Regions from separate parts of the Homo sapiens genome. Here region 2 is linked to region 1. The links are chromatin loops, found by intact Hi-C in ENCODE. Cell type or tissue: chondrocyte. All regions are shown on one strand. Each heading gives the region's core, and the rest is flanking DNA. Links, peaks and the distances in the headings are about the cores only.

What was found. Peaks named below come from ENCODE experiments on the same cell type or tissue, not always from the same donor. Only the 100,000 strongest peaks of a DNase experiment are listed, where the experiment ranks them.
Region 2: a loop joins it to region 1, with 5 times the contacts of the local background. A loop is called at or near these places in 4 of 110 quality-filtered maps.

What each region holds. Positions count from the first base shown.
Region 1 is chr1:7,073,453-7,076,366 of GRCh38, forward strand. The region is part of intron 3 of CAMTA1 (calmodulin binding transcription activator 1); the gene reads left to right. Among named protein-coding and RNA genes, the nearest start is that of CAMTA1-AS3, 61 kb to the left of the region's middle. In chondrocyte, for the core only: no CTCF peak of the experiment used is centred there; no DNase peak of the experiment used is centred there.
Region 2 is chr1:7,614,990-7,617,903 of GRCh38, forward strand. The region is part of intron 6 of CAMTA1 (calmodulin binding transcription activator 1); the gene reads left to right. Among named protein-coding and RNA genes, the nearest start is that of VAMP3, 150 kb to the right of the region's middle. RefSeq lists a silencer at 1,266-1,466. In chondrocyte, for the core only: no CTCF peak of the experiment used is centred there; a DNase peak (open chromatin) is centred at 1,576.

The sequences.
Region 1 (2,914 bases), core at 180-2,679:
GACTGGGGAGGGAGTGGAGATGGTGAACAAGGCCCAGGGGAGATTTGGGGCAATCTGATGTTTAGAGGACAGGGGGATGAGGAAGAACCAGCAAAGGAAACTGAGAAGCAACAGCCAGAGAAAGCAGAAGGTCAAGAGAGAGTGAGCTTGTTAGAGGCTAAGTGAAGATGACGTTTCAATGAGGAGAGAGGGTTATCAAAAGATGCTGGTAGGGCAAGTAAAATTAAGATTAAGAATTTGCCATGGGCTTTGGCAATGTGGAAATCATTGATGACCTTGACAACAGTTGTCTTGATGGAATAGTGGAGGTAAAAATCTGATAGGAATGGGCTTGGGAGAGAATGGAAGGAGAGAACTTGGAGGCAGGCAATATAAACACTCTGCAAAGGAAGTTTGCTTTGAAGGGGAGTATAAGGATGGAATAGTAACGTTTCTTAACTCTTAAAATTCTATTTCCTGATCTGTAAAATGGAGACAAAGACAACACCTCTATCACAGAGTTACCAGGAAGATTAAATGAGATGTTATTGGAAACTCAGTGCTCAACACATAGTAAGGGCTTAAAAGGTTTGCTGGTACTGACTGCTGCCTGTCTGATTGAGGAGTGGGCAGGAGGATCTGCCCTGGTGTTTCTGTGTCCTGGGTTTTTGAAGGTAATCTCTGTTACTTTACCCTCCTGGGGTTGGAAGTCAATCACAAGTTTGGGTAAATTCCCCATTTTGGCAGTTGTGAAATGACAGAAAGATCAGAAAGTCAGAAATCCCACACTCCTGCTAAGTGGTGGCTTATCTGTATGGCTGTGCAAATGAAGCACGCTGCTTCCCTCATTCCTGTATTCAGTTTTATTGCTTGTCTTGCAAAATGGCACATTTCAAGATTAAAGCCATTTTGACTTTGAGTTACTGTCTTTGAAGTATAGGATTTCCTAATTATAAAAACACATACTAATTGTAGAAAAATAGGAAAATAGAAGAAAATATGCAGAAAAGAAATTTATCTAAGGCCTCCTACCCAAATCCAACTGCTGTTAATGTTTTAGTGAATTTGCTTCCAATACTTTTATGAACTCTTTAAAAACATATTTGAGATAATACTGTTATATAGTGTTGTATCTTGCTTTTTCTCCTCAATGTTGTTAGTGTAAGCATTAAGTTCTTCATTAATGTTTTTAATGGCTATGTGCCAGGGAATCTTTACATTTTCCATCTCAACTTATATCCAAGTGAAATGGTAGGAATAGTTAACCCTTTTATAGCATTCACTGGATTCCAGGCCCTGTTTTAAGTACTTTACATAAATTAGCTCATTTAATTCTCATAACTACCTTCTCACATAGGAACGATCATTATTCCCAGTTTACAGTTAGAGCCTTTAACACACATTAAAGCCTTTCATTGGGTGTGAGGACCAAGGATGAAGGGACAGACACCCTTTAGCAGACAGTGTTGCCTTCCATGTGAGGGCTCTGGTGAGCTGGCATGCAGTCATGTTCTTCTTGAAACCCCTGTGGAGCTGGAAGTAGAGCTGGAGACATGCCTCCTACTTCAACTTTTCAGGAAAAATATCCAAACAGTTTTGGTAACTGTTAAGTGAAAACAATAACAACCTATTCCCAGCTCTCCCTTCACAATCTCTTTGTGGTTCTTATTCTGTATTTCTCTTGATTTACATCTTGTGTTCTCTCCTACCGCTGATTCTTGGTCACAACTTTGGTCATAATTCCTGCAAAAAGTGGTCGGGAGTCTTCAGTGTCCAAGGGTAGAAAGAAGAAACTGGGCCCTAGAGCAATGGTTTGCCAAAGCTATGTCCTTAGCAAGTCGTCAGAAATGTTAGTTCATGTTATAACCCAGAACACATATACATATATTCATTTATGATGATAATATCTGGACAGAAGTTTCAGGAAACAATGTTACCTATGGTGCACTTTGATACTTTCCACTCCACTCCGTTCCATTTGATTAAAACAATACCAATTTCCACTTTAAATTGGTTTCAGGACTCACTGGTTACCACAAACTGCAGAAGTCAAATTGCTGCCCTGGAGCACAGCGTTGGTTCAGCACCAAGGACAGCAGCCCATCGCTCCCTTCCCGGCCCTGTGCTCTTCCTTCCCTGCTGTCACATTTTGGTTCCTTATTCTGACTTCTCCAGCCTGTGTTGACCTGGCTCTTCTTTGACTTCCCGTGGTGCACTTTCAATCTCAGTGATTTTTTTTTTTTTTTTTTGAGACGGAGTCTTGCTCTGTCATCCAGGCTGGAGTGCAGTGGCACTCTCTCTGCTTACTGAAACCTCCACCTCCGGAGTTCAAGTGATTCTTGTGCCTCAGCCTTCCGAGTAGTTGGGATTACAGGTGTGTGCCACCACGCCCGGCTAATTTTTGTATTTTTAGTAGAGACGGGGTTTCGTCATGTTGGCCAGGCTGGTCTTGAACTCCTGATCTCAGGCGATCCACACACCTCGGCCTCCCAAAGTGCTGGGATTATAGGTGTAAACCACCACGCCCGGCCCAATCTCAGTGATTTTAGACCCTAACTTAGGTGCCTGGTCTTCGTAGATCATAAGCTTATTGGAGAGAAGACCTAGGTTTTCACTATGGCTTATGTTCCCTTTAATGCTTGACCCAGATCTCCAGGGAATTAGTGGAACTTTAAAGATGAGGATAAGGATAATGCATCAGGGTTCCTCTCCTGGGAGTGTTGCTGGCTGCAGATCTGCTGGGACTGACTTTGTAGACTGTCATCACGTTGGACAAGAAGGGCCTCGTTTTATTGGAACCTCTTTCTTTTTCACAGGACTGGAAAAAAAATTTAGTCCTCCTCCTCTTGCTATTGCTCTGTTGTAACCCTTTGAAAAGCAAGCTCCCTTTTTATGGCTTTGACATTATTGCATCGCTGAATCACAAGGTTTTCAG
Region 2 (2,914 bases), core at 126-2,625, 540 kb after region 1:
AGAGCCCCACTCCACACACCTACAAAGAGACCCTTTTTCTCTTCCCTTCCTTCATTCATTCACTCATTCGTTCATGTGTGTATTCATCCATACGACGTGTTTGCTGAAGTGATTGGAATGTTGCACGAATGCCCTGGCCATGCATCAGTTGCAGTCTGGTGACTTCCATCTTAAAGGGCAAGGTCAGTGCCAGGCAGAGGGGCAGCCTTAGGACCTGCGATGTCAGAACCCACAGTGCTGTGGTCCCCATCCTAGCAGCAGCCTACAGGAGGCAAAGAACCTAGCCGCTGGCAAGAAGGGCAATGCAGGCCTCATACCCCACCAGTCCCTCCCTCCAACTGATGCTAAAAACTGTCCTTGGAGACAAACAGGAAGTATATATATGGCATAGTGACAGGCAGCTCGGGCTTTGGAGCAGGCTGCTTGAGTGTGGCTGCAGCTGTGACACTGATTAGCTCGAATCTTCTGAACATCAGTTTTCTTGGCCATAAAATGGGACTAAAAGCATTCCCGGAGCTGTTAAGAGGGTCAAATGAAATAGTGCATGTCAAGGGTACAGCACGCTTCTTGATGCAAAGCCAATGCTCAGCAGATGAAGACTGTTGCCACTTGTACAGATTCTCTCTTTTTGCTTTGGGCTTTAATTCTCCTACAAGGGTAGAAGTCCAGGTGAGGGGGTTTTGTGGCCACTTCGTTTGGAGGATGTGTGTTCCATGAGAGAAGAGACAAAGGTCACTTTGGGGCCATGGGGGAGGTACCAGGGAGGAGGCAGCCTGCAAGACGGATGGCTGGCATGGCCACCTCCTGGCTTTGGCCAGCTCTCCCTGGCTTGGCCACCATGGAGTGACCTTAAGCCAGTCACTCACCCTCCCCCAGCCTCAGTTTCTCCATTTGCTGAGAAGGCCTCCTCAGGCCTGCCATTCACATCCAGCACCTACAATAGCTCTTTGTGGAATGTTTTATACAGGATTTCTGTGAAAACCTAACAAGATAATGAATATGAGAGAGCTTTGAAAATACTCAGTGTTTTGTAAATGTAAGAGATTATTATTCCCATTTACCACCCTTTTAAAAGGATGTTTTTCCTCCATTCAGCCAAATTTAACTTGGATGATGAAGAACCCAGCCTGGGCTTCCCCAGCTATAATTTTCCTGTTCCTTGTGCCTCTGAATATTAAAACACAAAGGCTCACATTGCTGAGAGAAACCAAAACAGCAGCCTATTAGAGGTGCCATTGCACAAACGGAATTCAAAGTGATATTTCAAGCAGGGCGTTCTGTTTATGTAAACCTTGAGAGCACTTGATGAATGTCAGCAGAACTTTGAAATTAAAATCACTTCTTTTTTTCATACGCTGCTCACTCTGTTCTTGAGCCCACGTCTTGGGTAGTCGTGGAGGTTAAGAAACCACTCAGGGTTTACCTTATACTGTTAGAAATGCTAAGAGATGAGGCAGGGAGGCATCCTAAATGCCTCCGAACCGGTCAGCCCAGGACTGCAAGGCGAAGGCCAAGTCTCTTAAAGCAACAGCCTCCAGGAGCGCTGTCCAGAGTGCTGAAAAGGAAGCCGGGCCTCGGGGGTGACTGGGGGGCATTTGGAAGAGGGTCCTTCCCCAGGGACACATTCCTGCTGCTCCCTAGAATCCTGAGGGGGAATGGAGGGGGACCCTAGGGAGGCCAAGTCCCCTGTGTGAGCTGGAGGGAATGGAACACTAGCAGGCAGAGGGAGAAGCGTGACAGGGAGGAGAGACGGGGCCCCCCCACCAGAGTGACAACTGCAGTGGAAATGAAGAGGAGGGGTGAGCGCAGAAGCTGGAGGAACTGGCAAATAAAGTAATAAAACAGAGAGATATACCCTATGACAGCAGGGAGATAAATGGAGCAAGTTATACCAAGGGCTCATTTTTGTGCAAATATTTGGGGCTCTATAAAATAAGGCTGTTTATTATAAATCTGTCTCCCAAGTAAGTCTTGCCAGTGCACAGGTGTCACCCGCAGGGAAGTTTTCCCTCTAAGGCACAGAGGGTTGAGCTCGTGGGGTAAAGTGTGGCTGCAACTGCTCTTTCTGTTCTATAAATAGCCCTTCCCGCGGGGGAAATGAGACTGCTGGGAGCCAAGAGAAGGAGCCAGGTTCGGCCACGGGATGCCTGGTGGCCTTGACCTTCACTTCCAGCCAAGCGGCTGCTGTGGCTGTGCAGTGTCCCAGAATCAAGATGACTGACACACATGGTCGTGGCTGAGGAGTCTCTCAGTCCTGTCTTTAAATATCAGGAGGGCTCTGCTGCCACATTCTCTCTCCAGCTCAGCGGGGGAAGAGATGACAGAGCACAAAAGTGTAGCAGCAGAGAACCAGCTGAGACCGGAGGAGGACTTCAGGGTTCATCCACTCCTTCGAAAACTTTGAAAGTATAGACAACCCTCTGCCTGAAATGGCTCGAGGCAATTCTTCCTGGAACCAAGGGAAGGATTGGAAGACTTCAGGAGCTTGGGGAAATTCCCAGGAGAATTTGAGTCCTCTACCCTCAGGCTCTAGGGCCAGCATATCAGCAAAGCAAATAAGGCCTCAAAGCTGATGAGGTCCTCAATCTCAGAGCAGCCCCTTTCCCTGCTAAGCAGACACTTAGACACCCAGGAAAGGACACAGCAGGGGTGCCAGATGTCTCAATGGTAGGGTCACCTGAAGGACTTTGGTCATGCACACCCACCCCCCCACCCCCATGCATACACATAAGGTCTAAGGTACTATTTCCAGAGGACCAGGATTCCTGTTCCTCAGAGGAATTTGCTCTTGGGTCCCCGATCTTCTTGATTGTGAAATAGTCCAGTGAATGGAGAATCGGGGTCCCCAACTTCCAAGAGCCCATTTCCTCAGCTCTAAGGTGGGGCTGATCACAATAAGGTTCTTAGGAGAATT